Linked DNA regions of Homo sapiens: region 1 is linked to region 2. Evidence: chromatin contacts called from ENCODE Hi-C data. All regions are on one chromosome and are shown on one strand. The core of a region is the stretch at or near the end of the contact, and the rest is flanking DNA. Distances in the headings are between cores, read along the strand shown. Region 1 holds the start of SHQ1 (SHQ1, H/ACA ribonucleoprotein assembly factor). Region 2 holds the start of SLC25A26 (solute carrier family 25 member 26).

What was found. Hi-C counts contacts between places; a loop is a spot of excess contacts on that map. Pooled maps may share reads with other maps.
Region 1: a loop to region 2 is called in a map of B cell, with 36 times the contacts of the local background. The contact joins the promoter of SHQ1 here to the promoter of SLC25A26 in region 2. A Hi-C loop is called at or near these places in 2 of 168 maps with a recorded cell type or tissue (B cell and naive thymus-derived CD4-positive, alpha-beta T cell) and 7 of 50 pooled maps.

What each region holds. Positions count from the first base shown.
Region 1 is chr3:72,845,231-72,852,163 of GRCh38, reverse strand. It overlaps SHQ1 (SHQ1, H/ACA ribonucleoprotein assembly factor), which reads left to right and starts at 3,719. Exons shown (of 11, transcript NM_018130.3): 1 at 3,719-3,966. The coding sequence starts at 3,824. RefSeq lists an enhancer at 3,401-3,500.
Region 2 is chr3:66,219,245-66,226,917 of GRCh38, reverse strand. SLC25A26 (solute carrier family 25 member 26) reads right to left here and starts at 5,917. Exons shown (of 10, transcript NM_001379210.1): 1 at 5,791-5,917. The coding sequence starts at 5,823. RefSeq lists enhancers at 5,294-5,793, 5,915-5,974, 6,145-6,304.

The DNA of each region.
Region 1 (6,933 bases), core at 2,470-4,969, 6.6 Mb before region 2:
ATATGTATTTTATATATTATATATATATATATATATATATATATATATATATATATAGAGAGAGAGAGAGAGAGAGAGAGAGAGAGAGAGAGAGAGAGAGAGAGAGATATGGAGTCTTGCTCTGTCACCCAGGCTGGAGTGCAATGGTGCAATCTCAGCTCACTGCAACCTCCACCTCCCAGGTTCAAAGGATTCTTTTGCCTCACAGCCTTCCGAGTAGCTGGGATTACAGGTGGTGCCACCACACCTGGCTAATTTTTTTGTATTTTTAGTAGAAACAAAGTTTTCCCATGTTGGCCACAGCAGTCTCAAATTCTTGACCTCAAGTGATCCACCCGCCTAGGCCTCCCAAAGTGCTGGGATTACAGGCATGGGCGACCGTGCCCAGCCTGTAATCCTATATTAAGTGAAGAAAGCAAATATAGATTATGACATTCTTTTGTTGAAAATACTTCCCATACTTTTATGAATAGGAGTCTGAAAAGATGTATGCCAAAATAATAACAGTGGTTAAGACGTAGTTTGCAAATACTGTGTAAGATTCCACCACCTCCCCAAAATGGCTCAGAGAATGAACTAGCGCTATAAACAACTTATTCAGGAAGCTATTTTTCAACATAGGTTAAAGCTCCATTCTTTGAGATAACATTGTTTTAATCACCTATATGCATGCCACCTTCTGGAAACAAGGAGTATTTCACCATTAAAAGACTTCTAACAATAGAACTTGGTAATAAAGCTGACATTGGAATTGTTTATAAAAACCATTTTTAATTTAACATTTAATTTGGAAGCTTATGGATCACAATCAGGGTTGTTAGACCAGAGGAGGGGCCAATTTAATATAATGAAAGATGATAGGTTACACACTTGTCCTACATAAGTTGGTCATGGAAAAAACTTTATCTTATTATTTTATTTCATGTTCTCTATAGGCCAGAAGGAAAAACTATTTTTAAAACAGTGGAAGGCCATTCAAAAGTAAGCTTTCAGAAAATGAAAAGATAAAAAACACTGCAACATTTGAATGCTCAAAAATGATGAAAAATTGCATTCCTGTTTTCCCCTCTAAACCAGAGCTAATTTAAAACATTAAAATAATGTCTTTATTCTCAAGCAATGTCTGTATTCAGAAATAGAAACTCAATTTGATCTATGAATCAATATAGCTATGTCTCAAAAATGAACCAAAGTAGGAAAAAAAGCATGTTGCAGAATTACTTTCATAGTGTGAGAATGTGCCCATATAAAGTGGGTCTAAACACAAAGCAACAGGGTCCATAGAAATGGATGTAGAAATAGAAAAGGGTCTGAAGTGATAGCTAGGACTGCCTTTGAGGAAGCAGGAGAAAGAACCAAAGTTGCATGGCAGCCAAAAGGAACTTTATGTTCTTAAGTGAGAATGAATCTATAACTTATATTTACCACTAATAGAAATGCAAAAATAAGAGAACTATTGCCTGCAAGAAAACAAAAACCAACAGAAACCCAAAACAACAAAACCTTGTTATATACTTGAAACTATCCGTATTTTGTGATTTAGCAGATGCAGTATATATTTCTTATAATGACGGCAGCACTGAACCATGTTGTCTGTTTTCCTGTGTTGCAGTCCTGTGTGTGTGTGTGTTGCCAGACACATAATAAAGTACCCAGGAAATGCACAGCTCTAGTTTGCAAAGTGCTTTCAATTAGAATTTCCTCATGGATAGCATAGCTTGTTTCAGTTGATTCTCTGGCATTAATAATTTAAAAATATTAATGCTTGTGACCTACAGGAATGAGGTCCCATGGCAGATGTAAAGATTATTTCTTTTTTTTTTTTTTGAGATGGAGTTTCACTCTTGTCACCCAGGCTGGAGTGAAATGGCACAATCTCGGCTTACTGCAACTTCCGCCTCCTGGGTTCAAGGGATTCTCCTGCCTCAGCCTCCTGAGTAGCTGGGATTATAGGCACACACCACCATGCCTGGCTAATTTTTGTATTTTTAGTAGAGACGGAGTTTCACCATCTTGGCCAGGCTAGTCTCGAACTCCTGACCTCAGGTGATCCACCCCCTCGGCCTCCCAAAGTGGTGGGATTACAGGTGTGAGCCACCGCTCCCGGCCAAGATTCTTTGTAAAGAAGCTAATTTGGAATAGTTTAGTCACAGGCCTATCTCAAGGGACCTTTTGAGAGCTTTATTAAATCAAAGTTGGCATCAATTCATTGTCAATATTGAGTGCCTATTACTTGTAAGGCTCAGTATGGTCTAAAGCAGGCAGGCTTGGCTTTAGAATGTGAAACAAAGTAGGTGGTAATAACAGAGGGAGTCAACTCTGTAATAGTGTAGAGCCTGGGCCTAGGAATCAGACTCACCTGGGTTTCAATTCCCATTGCACCACTTACTAGCTGTGAGATCCTGTGCAAGCCAAGGGAATATATAATGCCTACTTCATAGAGCGGTCAGGAGGGAGAATGAGATCATTACAAAGGGTTTGCTGCAGTGCTGGCACATAGTAAATATTCAGTTAATGTTAGCCCCTGTTACTATTAATTTTTTTTCTGAGTCCTAATGAAGTTTCAAGAATGTCTCCTTAGAATCATAAAACAGCTGGAGATTGAAAAGACTTTTGAAGTTTTCTGGTTATCTCCACTGTCCTAGGAGAGTACTTTTCATCCCTTTTCCACTGATACTTAAAACCACGGAATAAATACCACAACTGGATTATTCTAATTAGTGGTGGAATAACAGGAAACAACATGTGTGGAAAGGCCAAGGGAATATGTGGGGGAAGAGGGAAACCAGCGGGAGAGGCACTGAGAGAGTGTAAGGGGCACACTCCAAAGGGAGAAAATACAAGGAAGACAAGTAGAAAAAAAGACAGAAAAGATGTCCTCAGACAAGTGTAAGGACAAGAGTGAGAAAAAGGAAAGAAGGGGAATACAGAGGGACCTTAATTTGTGAATGCAGTCACCGACACGGTTTAAGAGTCAAACGTTCTGAGTTCTAATTACTGTAAAATGCATGGTTATAAAACGTACTGATTAACCTCTCTGAGCCGTTTTCTTTAGAGTTTGCAGCGTAGATTAGATGAGATTAGCGGGACGGACGCTCTGTTAAAGAGAAAACTCTTCAAATAAGCCGTTAAGAATGAGAGAGAAAGCTGCAGAAAAAGAGAAGTGGAAAGAGAGAGGGAGGAAAGGGAAAGTGTAAGAGGAATTGTTCACAAGGCAGGTGAGAACTAAGGGAAACCACTGTAACGGTGCTGCTGTGGCTACTGCGGTGACTACTTCAGCACATCAAGCGTTGACAACTTGCCAAGTTCGTTATTAGAGTTCTACATGCACAATTTCATGCTACCCTCACAGCATTTCTATGGGGCTAGGTTCTCGCATTATCCGCGTTTTACAGAAGATATAGAGAGGTTTTGTAACTTTCCCAAGGTCTTACAGCTGAGAAGTTGTGGCCAGGAAGGGATTCAAACGCACGTCTGTTTACCTGTCAAGCCAGTGCTGTTAAAATCATCTCTAAGAACCTCGAAAAAGGCTCGGTTGCTAGTCATCCCGCCGGTTCAACGCCGGCTCCCAGGCACCACTCGCCACGCCCTTTCTCCGCCCGGGGGTTTTGAAAGTTCCGCCTCTTCTCGAACGGCGTCCCGTCTCCATGGAGATTGGCGTGGGGAGAGACTTCCTGCCTTACGCGCGAGCACTTCCGCCTCGAGCCGGAAGCTCCGTCCCTCACACCGAGAGTTCCTGCGCGTGGGGAGTTGGAGAGTTTGCGTGGCGGGAACGCGGCGGCAGTGAGAGCGAGCGGCGCCGGCCCTTGCGTCCGGTGCGGCGATGCTGACCCCGGCGTTCGACCTCAGCCAGGATCCGGACTTCCTGACTATCGCCATCCGCGTGCCCTACGCCCGGGTCTCCGAGTTCGACGTCTACTTCGAGGGGTCTGACTTCAAGTTCTACGCCAAGCCATACTTTCTCAGGCGAGTTCGGGGTGCCTGGCCGCAGGAAAGGCGCATTCGTTAGATAGCTGCTTTAGAGGGAGAATGCAAGGTCGAGAGAGCAGTGCTCGATTGCGCGAATGCCTTTTCCCGACGTTTCCGCAGCTTCTCTTGGTGCCAGGGAACTGCCCTCTTCCAGGGGTGCGTTTTAGATGCTGCGGAAGCCCTTTTCCTTCTTGAGCTTTCTTAAATCCCATATCAAAGGATTGCGGAATCACTTGAAAAAGTGACGTTTGGACCGTGTCACTTTCCCGTTTCTGCCCTGTCGCCCTAGTTCTCGTCCCGTTCTGACTTGTTCTGTTCTTTCCTTTCACTCCGCGTTTGCTCTCCCAGTCTCTCCCTTCCTGGGAACGGCGCGCGCTGACATCTCCGTGACTTCCCAACCCGTCGGTCCTTTTAACTTTGCCCAGGCCGCCTTCTGTTGATCTATCTCTTGTCTGTCCGCTCCCTACTTACCGAAATTCTTACCTTTTTTGGACCTCTTGACACCAAATTAGCCTAGTTCTCCTGCTTCCCTGCTGTCTGCTGCTCTTCTGTTTGGTTTTGTCCCTGAAGTGTGGTTGTTTCCCCCAAGTCTCCGTGAGGGTCTGTCAGCACTTGATCTGTTTAAATTATTCTCCTTGCAGAATCGTAACCTTGGTAGCAGCTAACACTGATAACTCGTAGTGTGGTGGACAAGCAGTTCCGTTAAGTGCTTTATGATGGTGTATCTCATTTAACTTTGACGGTGATCCTTAGGGATAAGCACTGCTATTAACCCCATTCCACAGAACCCGCTGCTACATATTCATCCTAAAGTATTGCCAATCTCTTGTCCTTCTCTTTATCCATCCTCCTAATCTTTCTGAAGTGTAGCTGCATCCTACTTTTCCCACCCAAGTACTTTTGTGGTACAAACCTTCTCCACCAGTCAAGGTGGTTTTTTCACTGTTGCTGAACCAGTTTTGCTCAGATTTCCCTTAGACCATATAACGTCCGTATTTGAATTATTGCACTTTCCAGTTTTTTAATTCACTTATTTCTTTAATTTATTTATTGAGTTTCAGTGTTGGTATTATTGTGCTGAACAAGACAAAGTCCTGCCCTCATGTACTTTTCACTGGGGAGAGGAAAACAATAAACAGTGTACTTAATTGTGGTGAGTGCTATGAGGAGAAAGAAGTGCACTAATAGAGAATGAAAAAGGGCCCATGTTTTATAAAGTGGTCAGGAAAAGCCTTTCTGGGGAGGCGATATTTAAGCCAAGATGTGAAGAATAGGAAGAAGATTATGGTGGTAGCAAATATTTATTGAATTTTTACTCCAGGTTAGTGCTTTATACGGATTATCTCATTTGTTATTAGGACAGTGTTACAACGAGGCTTTATTATTTACCCGTTGCCGTGGATGGATTATTTGTGGGCACCCCCCCAACTCTTGTCCCCAAATTCATATGTTAAAGGTCTAATTCCTGTGTCACTTCTGCTTTATTGTATTCATCAAAACAGTCCCAGAGCCTGCTGAATTTTAAGGGGAGGGAACATAGACCTTCATGGTTGGGAAGAGTGCTGTGAGATGGGCATTCTTTGATAATACAGTTTGCCCCCAGATGTGGTGGCTCACTCCTGTAATCCCAGCACTTTGGGATGCCGAGGTGGGCAGATCACTTGAGGTCAGGAGTTTGAGACCGGCCTGACCAACATGGTTAAACCCCATCTGTACTAAAAATACAAAAAAATTATCTGGGCTTGATGGCACGCGCTTGTAGTCCTAGCTACTTGGGAAGCTTGAGGTGAGAGAATCGCTTGAACCTGGGGGGCGAAGGTTGCAGTGAGCCAAGATTGCGCTATCGCACTCCAGCCTGAGTAACAGAGCGAGACTGTCTAAAAAAAAAAAAAAAAAGAACATACAGTTTGCTATACCAAGGATGAATAAAACCTGGTCCCTCTCCTTGAAGAATGGAGACTGTAGCTGCGGAGGCCCCATGTAAGCAAATATAATTTTCTCTGCAGTAAGAATTTAACTCTAGGCTTATAGAGTTTAGGGGAAGGGAGCTGGTAATAATAGCTCACATTTTCTGAATGCTCACCTGTTGTGCCGGCCACTAAGCTCTTTGCATTATCATTTCATGCTCATAGTAACGCTTGGATAGTTACTGTTATTTCCCCCCTTTACAGAAGAGGGATTTATGATTCTTGAAGAATAATTAACTTGTACAAAGAAGGTTGTTACACATCTGGTAAATGGCAGATCTAGGAGTTAATTCAGATTCTGACACTAAAGTTAGCGTTTGTAACCATTATAACAAACTCATCCATAAACTGACCCCTTATTCTGGCTTAGAGGGATTTTCATTCTGAAAATGTATTGAAGCTTGAGGAAACCTTGGGATTAAAGGTCCTGGGCCTTTTGGGACTGTCAGCTGTTTTTGTTTTTAATCATATTTAGTAGGAAACAAGGGGGAGGGCCATGGGAAGAAAGGAAGCTCAAATTTCAAGTTTGGAATGATATGGAGTGGGCCTGATATGCCCTTCTGATAAGTTTAAATTATCTAGGCAACATGAGGCAGCCATAGACACTTTTTAAAATAGAAAAGTGACAATTAGATTCCTGTTTTAGAAAAATTATTTTGGAGCCTCAGTGGAAGACTGATTGAACTAGGGTAAAACTGGAAGCAGGGAAATCACTTCATTTCTTTTTTCTTTTTTTTTTTTTGGACACAGAATCTCACTCTGTTGCCCAGGCTGGAGTGCAGTGGCAAATGATCTCGGCTCACTGCAACCTCCCCTTCCTGGGTTCAAGTGATTCTTCTGCCTCAGCCTCCTGACTGGCTGGGGTTACAGGTGTGCACCACTATGCCTGGCTAATTTTGTATTTTTAGTAGATATAGGGTTTCTCCATTTTGGCCATGTTGGTCTTGAACTCCTGACCTAAGGTGATCGACCCACCTCGGCCTCCCAAAGTGCTAGG
Region 2 (7,673 bases), core at 4,668-7,167:
AATAAACATCAGCTTTGCAATTTTTCCCCTATATATTACAACCAAAGCGTTTTTAATGTTTTGACAAAAATTCTTAGGGTGGGCCAGGTGTGGTGGCTCATACCTGTGACACCTCTTTCTACAAAAAAAATTTTCTAAAAACTGTAAGAACAACATGGGCTGGGCTCAGTGGCTCATGCCTGTAATCTCAGCACTTTGAAGCTGAGTCAGGAGGATTGCTTGAGGCCAGTACTTCAAAACCAGCCCTGGCAACACAGCAAGACCCTGTCTCTACAAAACAAGAAAATTTTTAATTAAAAAATTAGCCAGGCGTGGTTGGTGCATGCCTCTAGTCCCAGCTACTCAGGAGGCTGAGGTGGGAGGATCACTTGAGCAGAGACAGCACCACTGCACTCCAGCCTGGGCAACAGAGGAAGACCTTGTCTCAAAAAAAAAAGAAAAGAACGCACATGAAATGGTTTGGCTCTGGGTCCCCAACCAAATCTCATCTTGAATTGTAGCTCCCATAATTCCCACATGTTGTGGGAGGGGCCTGGTGGGAGGTAATTGAATCATGGTGGCAGGTCTTTCCCATTCTGTTCTGGTGATAGTGAATAAGTCTCACAAGATCTGATGATCTCATAAAGGGGAGTTCTCCTGCATACGCTCTCATCTGCAGCCATGTAAGACGTGACTTTGCTCCTCCTTTGCCTTCTACCATGATTGTGAGGCCCCTCTGCCAGCCATGTGGAACTGTTAGTCCATTAAACCTCTTCCCTTTATAAATTACCCAGTCTTGGGTATGTCTTTATCAGCAGTGTGAGAACAGACTAATACAGGAAATTGGTACCCACAGTAGGGTGCTACTATAAAGATACCTGAAAATGTGGAAGCGACTTCAGAATGGGTAACAAGCAGGGGTTGGAACAGTTTGAAGGGCTCAGAAGACAGGAAGATGTGGGAAAGTTTGGAACTTCCTAGAGACTTGTTGAATGGCTTTGACCAAAATGCTGACAGTGAGATGGACAATAAAATCCAGGCTGAAGTGGACTCAGATGGAGATGAGGAACTTCTTGGTAACTGGAGTAAAGGCCACTCTTGCTATGCAAAGAGACTGGCAGCATTTTGCCCCTGCCCTAGAGATCTGTGAAATTTTGAACTTGAGAGAGATGATTTACAGTATCCGACAGAAGAAATTTCTAAGTGGCAAAGCATCCTAGAGGTGACAAAGCATAAAAGTTTGGAAAATTTGCAGCCTGATGATGCGGTAAAAAAGAAAAACCCATTTTCTGGAGAAAAATTCAAGCTGGCTGCAGAAATTTGCATAAATAACCAGGAGTCAAATGTTAACTGACAAGACAGTGGGGAAAATGTCTTCAGGGCATGTCAGAGACCTTCATGGCAGCCCCTCCCATCACAGGCTCTGGAGGCCTAGGAGGGAAAAAATGATTTCCTGGACTGGGTCCAGGGCCCCCTTGCTGTGTGCAGCCTCAGGACTTGGTGCCCTGTGTCCCAGCCATTACAGCCGTGGCTAGAAGGGGCCAAGGTAGAGCTCAGGCTATGGCTTCGAAGGATGCAAGCCCCAAGCCTTGGCAGCTTCCACATGGTGTTGGTACTGTGGGTGTGCAGAAGACAAGAACTGAGCTTTGGGAACCTCTGCCTAGATTTCAGATGATGTACGGAAACGTCGGGATGTCCAGGCCGAGGTGTGCTGCAGGGGTGGGGCTCTCCTAGAGAACCTCTACTGGGGCAGTGTGGAAGGGAAATGTGGCTGCCCCAGTAAGGAGTCCCCACCAGGTCACCACCTGGTGGAGCTGTGAGAAGAGGGCCACTGTCCTCCAGACCCCAGAATGGTAGATCCACTGACAGCTTGAACCCTGTGCCTGGAAAAGCTACAGACACTGAATGCCAGCCCATGAAAACAGCCAGGAGGGGAGCTGTATCCCACAAAGCCACCATGGGAACCCACCTCTTACAGCAGCGTGACCTGGATGTAAGACATGGAGTCAAAGGAGATGATTTCAGAGCTTTAAGATGTGACTACCCTGTTGGATTTCAGACTTGCATGGGGCCTACAGCCCCTTCATTTTGGCCAATCTCTCCCATTTGCAATGGGTGTATTTACCCAATACCTGTAACCCCATTGTATCTAGGAAGTAATTAACTTGCTTTTCATTTTACAGGCTCATAGGCAGAAGGGACTTGCTTTGTCTCAGATAAGACTTTGGACTGTGGACTTTTGAATTAATGCTAAAATGAGTTAAGACTTTGGGGACTGTTGAGAAGGCATGATTGGTTTTGAAATGTGAGGATAGGAGATTTGGGAGAGGCCAGGGGTGGAATGATATGGTTTGGCTCTGTGTCCCCACCCAAATCTCATCTTGAATTGTAACTCTCATAATTCCAATGTGTTGTGGGAGGGACCTGGTAGAAGGTAACTGAATCATGGGGGCAGGTCTTTCCCTTGCTCTTCTGGTAATAGTGAGTAAGTCTCACAGGATCTGATGGTTTTATAAAGGGGAGTTCCCCTGCAGCACATGCTCTCTTGTCTGCCACTATGTAAGACATGACTTGCTCTTCCTTTGCCTTCCACACAACTGTGAGGCCTCCCCAGCCAAATGGAACTGTAAGTCAATTAAGACTCTTTCCTTTATAAATTACCCAGTCTCAGGTATCTTTGTTAGCAGCATGAGAACAGACTAACACGATGTAATCCTACCACCAAAAATACTTAGTGCTATTTTGGAGTATTTCAATCTGGCTTTTTTTCCCCATGAATGGAATAGGTTTTAACATAGCTTTAATTAGGTACAAGCAAATATACATACATGCAATGTTTTTCTCTTAATTTTATCTCATAAGCATTTTCCATGTAATTATAGTACATTCTCTTCACAAGCACTATTTTTTATGGCTGCAGACTAGTCCAAGAAATGGGTTTCCCATTGTTTGTCTAATTCTTCCCCTCTGTCCCATGTTTTAGCAGCTTCTTACTGTCTTCACTGAGTTAAATGTTATTTATATAAATATCTTTAGGTTGCTAATACATAGTTCCAGTTGCTTTCCTAAAAGTATGCACTGATCAATGTACTCTTTGAGGATTTTGTTTCTGGATACCCCACTCTGTGCTCCAAATGATAACTAACATCCCAGAGGCTCTCCACTTATTCAATCCTCTTCATGAAGCTTTAGGAAGGGAGCATTTCAATGTCTGCTACTTGCCAGGCTCTGCTCTGTGTGTTTAATGTTACCTCATTTAATTCTTCAAATCCAAGTTTCAAGACTTCAGCAATCATCTAGGCTTTTCATTCAAAGTAGTACTGAGTGCTTACCTAGTGCCAGGTACTGGTAAAAGAGTAGTAAGCAAAACCAAACTCCCTCAGGAGTGTTCACTGTGTCTCAAACGCACTCCAAGACATTAAAAAGTAGCCACTCCATTTCCGTACTACTCTGATAATAAAACATTTCAATGGCTTCCATTACACTACAAATGAAATCCAAATTATTTTCCCTAGCCCATAAAGCCCCACCTCAGCTGGCTTTGCCTACCCCTCCCATACCAACCCCTGCCATGCTATCCTTACCCATTAGGCCTCACCACTTGAAAACTCTAAGCTCTTTCCACTTGAGCCATTCCCCATGACTGAACCTCCCACTCTGATCATCAAAAATTCAAGCCCCTTCCTATCTTTTAGGTCTTAGCTGAAATGTTACCACTTCGTGGCTTTCCTTGGTCACTCCATCTAAGAGGTTCACCAATATTTGCCTACTCTGTCGCATCTTCAGTTCATTTCTTTCATAGCACTTATTCATTGCAACTGTTTTATCTGCTGGCCTTTCTTCCCTACTTGAAATGGGGTTATCTGCCACTGTATCTACAAAGCCTACCACAATACCCAGTGGGCAGAATAGATGGAAGAAAAATTGTGTGCTGAATGCATAAATAAAATGTTTTTCCTTTACCTGGAATGAAATCTAGTTTCTTGAAACTTCCACCTATTGATTCTAATTTTACCCTCTATAAATACATTGGGAAAAAAGTATACTTTACTGCATGTGTATCATACTTTAATTAAGTATATACTAAATCCATTCTTTTGTTAACTGCAGCACTCACCTGTGTTTTAGCAATTGCAACCTTTGCTGACTTCGGAGAGTATCAAGAAGCAGATAAGGGCACGACTCCCAGGTGACATCACCTGGGTTGGAATATGAGCTCCAATACTTACACAGACGAAATGGATCTCACTTGTGTGATTTTGAACTAGTTATCTAATCTCTTGGTATCCCACTTCCCTCATTTGGAAAATTAGGATAAGAGTTCAATTATTGTGAGAATTAAATGGGATAATGTATGTAAAGAGCTTACCCCAGTTCCTGGCACAGGAATGTTAGCTGACAAACTACTGCTGCTGTGTCACCAGCTAGACAGGAAAGCTCCTTAAAAGCGGTAACATTGGCCAGGCGCCGTGGCTCACGCCTGTAGTCCCAGCACTTTGGGAGGCCGAGGCGGGCGGGATCACGAGGTCAGGAGATCGAGACCATCCTGGCTAACACGGTGAAACCCCGTCTCCACTAAAAACCCAAAAAATTAGCTGGGCGTAGTGGCGGGCACCTGCAGTCCCAGCTACTCGGGAGGCTGAGGCAGGAGAATGGCGTGAACCCGAGAGGTGGAGCCTGCAGTGAGCCGAGATGGCGCCACCACACTCCAGCCTGGGCGAAGAGTGAGACTCCTTCTCAAAAAAAAAAAAAAAAATCAGTAACATTATTTCTTTATATTTCTAAGACCTACCTTATACAAGTTTCAACAAATCTAGATTTAAAGCTATCATCCTACAAGTCTGGCTAAGACATCCCTACTTCCATATATTCCCCTAACACCCTGAACCTAGCCCACCTGTTATTTATCCCAACAGTCATTTTACTATTTTGTCTCTAACACCTGACCCTTAGGAGCAGGTCTATCTTGTTCACCATGTTATCCTCAACACCTGCAACACCAAAATTCGATAATTAAGTGACTAAATCACTGTGGGCCTCCATTTTCCCTATGAAAATCATTTTAAAAATTATTTGTCTGTCTCTGCCCATTCCACACAATGAAAACGTAGGCAGCCAAACTCTGTTTTGTTAACTGCTGTATCTAGTATCCTCTACCAGACGCTCCAAAATATTTGGTAAAGGACTTTTTTTTCTGTTAATTCATGTTGATTCTCGTAGTTTTCTGCTACGGAATTAAATACTAAGCCTGTTTATTGACTCCGCAGCGTTCCCGATGAGCTATGTGTGCTCACCAATATTTCTCCAAAGCCTAGGCTTGGAGCAGAAATAGCAGATTATGTATTGAATGAACAGAAGGACATGTCATTTTCTAAGACTGAAAAGAGATGCAGCAAAATGAGAAACGTAGTATTGAATAGAAGGGCTGGGAGCGATGTGAGTAAGGTTTTTGTTGTTGTGTTACATACATTTCTTTAATTCCCAAGATCTCTAGAGTAGTTACACTATTTAATGAAAGAGTAGTTAACAGTGTATAATAGAAGCTCTTTTTTAAGTAAATGAGGGTGCAAAAGACAATGACTCACCTTCCTTCCCCCACCTGGCTCTTATGACCTGGCAGTACAGACATAGCCTTAACACCTGGCCCGCCGGTGGCCTGGGAGCCTCGTGCTCCCTCTCAGACCTGGCTGCCAGTAACCCGAGGACAGTCCAGCCCGCAAAACCGGAAGAAAACCAGTGCAGAGAACGCCCGCGGGCTCCAATGCCGGACGCCGGCACTCTGAGCAACCCACCCCACCGCCCCGCACTCACCACCAGCGCTGCCACGAACCCCGGCCGGTCCATGGTCGCTCAGACCTCGTCAAGGCTACAATCCAAGCCGGAGCAGAAGCGGATCACGTCCTCGCGCGCTGGGCGCCGCCATGTTTGAGGCGGGTCTGTCTTGAACTTCCGGGACCACGTGACGTAGAACCACAACAACTGCACGTGCAACGCGAGACACCTGGGCCTAGGGGAGGGCCAGAGAGGAGGGGCGGGGCCTCGGGGAGTGTGGTGGAGCTAAGTCTCGGCAAATCCCTTACCTCGGTTTCCTGCAGCAGCGTTGTGTGCAGCTAGACGGAGGAACTTTCGCGAGCAAAAGATCCGTGGCCGAGATCCAGGAGAGAGCAGCGGTAGAATGAGGCCGGCGTGATTCTGAACTGTAAACCCAGAAGAGGCGTGGCTGTGGCGGAGGGAGGAGTCGTGAGGGGTAGTACTAACCTCGGGAGGCGCGATTCGGGATCCTAATCGGATATTTCATTTTGGTTTATCTCTTAGTTTTGTCAAAAAATTTTATCTGAGTTTATATTAAATTAACTCATTATCAGAAGATTATTAAATAAAGATATAGAAAAATACATCAGAAGTTTCCTGACCGGAGTTAAAAATTAGCATCCTCCATTTCTCTTTACAGAGTTACTGCATTTAAAATTATTTGTTTGTTCAGTTATTTACCTGCTCATGTTGTTCGCTGTTGTACTCATGTGTACACCTCAAAGCACACGTTATTAAGTACTTAATAACATTTCTTGGAGTGGACCTGTCTTTATTAAACAAACAAATACCTTGTAAACTTCTGTATATATTAAGGGCCAACTACATCTCAGACGTGGTGCTAAGTGATTGACAGACATTTTTTCATTTAATCCTTTCACCAACCCTATGATGTCAGCAACACTAGTGTCCTCATTTTACAGAGGCTCCTGATGCTCCAACAAGTAACCGACTCAATGTGGCTACAGAGAACACAGCAGAGCAAGCACTGAAAATATACTTAATGCCCTCATCATCTTTCCTCAAAACCGTTATAATAACCTGAGCAGGCTCCTTGCCTGGCCTTTCTTCAATCCCTATTCTATAACACTGCTAGAATTATTCTTATAATTATTCTTATTCTCTTCTAGGTAAAATGATCTAGAAATGATACGCAGAATAGCTTTAGGTGTTAGATGGAATTCAAATTCTATCACCTGCTGGGTTTGGGGATAAGTTTTCCAAGATTAAGTTTTCTCCCCTGTAAAGTGGCGATAATGATAGTCACTTTGTCATGCGGTACTATTATATTAATAGATTAAATGAGATAATGCACTCAAGTTCTTAGCCTAGTTCCTGGCTCATAGAAAGTACTCTCTAAAGGTGATGGTAATGTTATTTCCCTGCTTACAACTCCCCTCTGCTGCCAATGGAGACAGTCCAGCTCCCTAGCATGGTATACACCTCTCAGCTGGTGTCTCCTGTCACTCTTCCCACTAGCCGGACTACACACAGACAGACTATACACTTCCAAGCCTCCTAATTTTGCCCATGTTGTTCTCTCTACCCAGAATACCTTTCCCTAAGCTGCCTGTAGGCCCTCTCAAAACATGCTAGTTCACTTTGTCAATGCCAGCAGAAGAATCTCTGTTGCTGCTATTAATGTCTTTCAAAGTCTCATGTGCTTTGGTCAGGCCTACCCAGGATAATCTCCATTTTTATTAACTCAAAGTCAACTGATTAGAGACCTTAATTATATCTGAAAAATTCCTTTTGCCATACGTGACAACATAATCATGGTGGTAATGTTCTGTCATACTCACAGGTCCTGCTCACAATCAGTGGGGTGATTATGCAAAACACATTAGGGGCCAGGAATCTTGAGGGCCACCTTAGAATCCTGC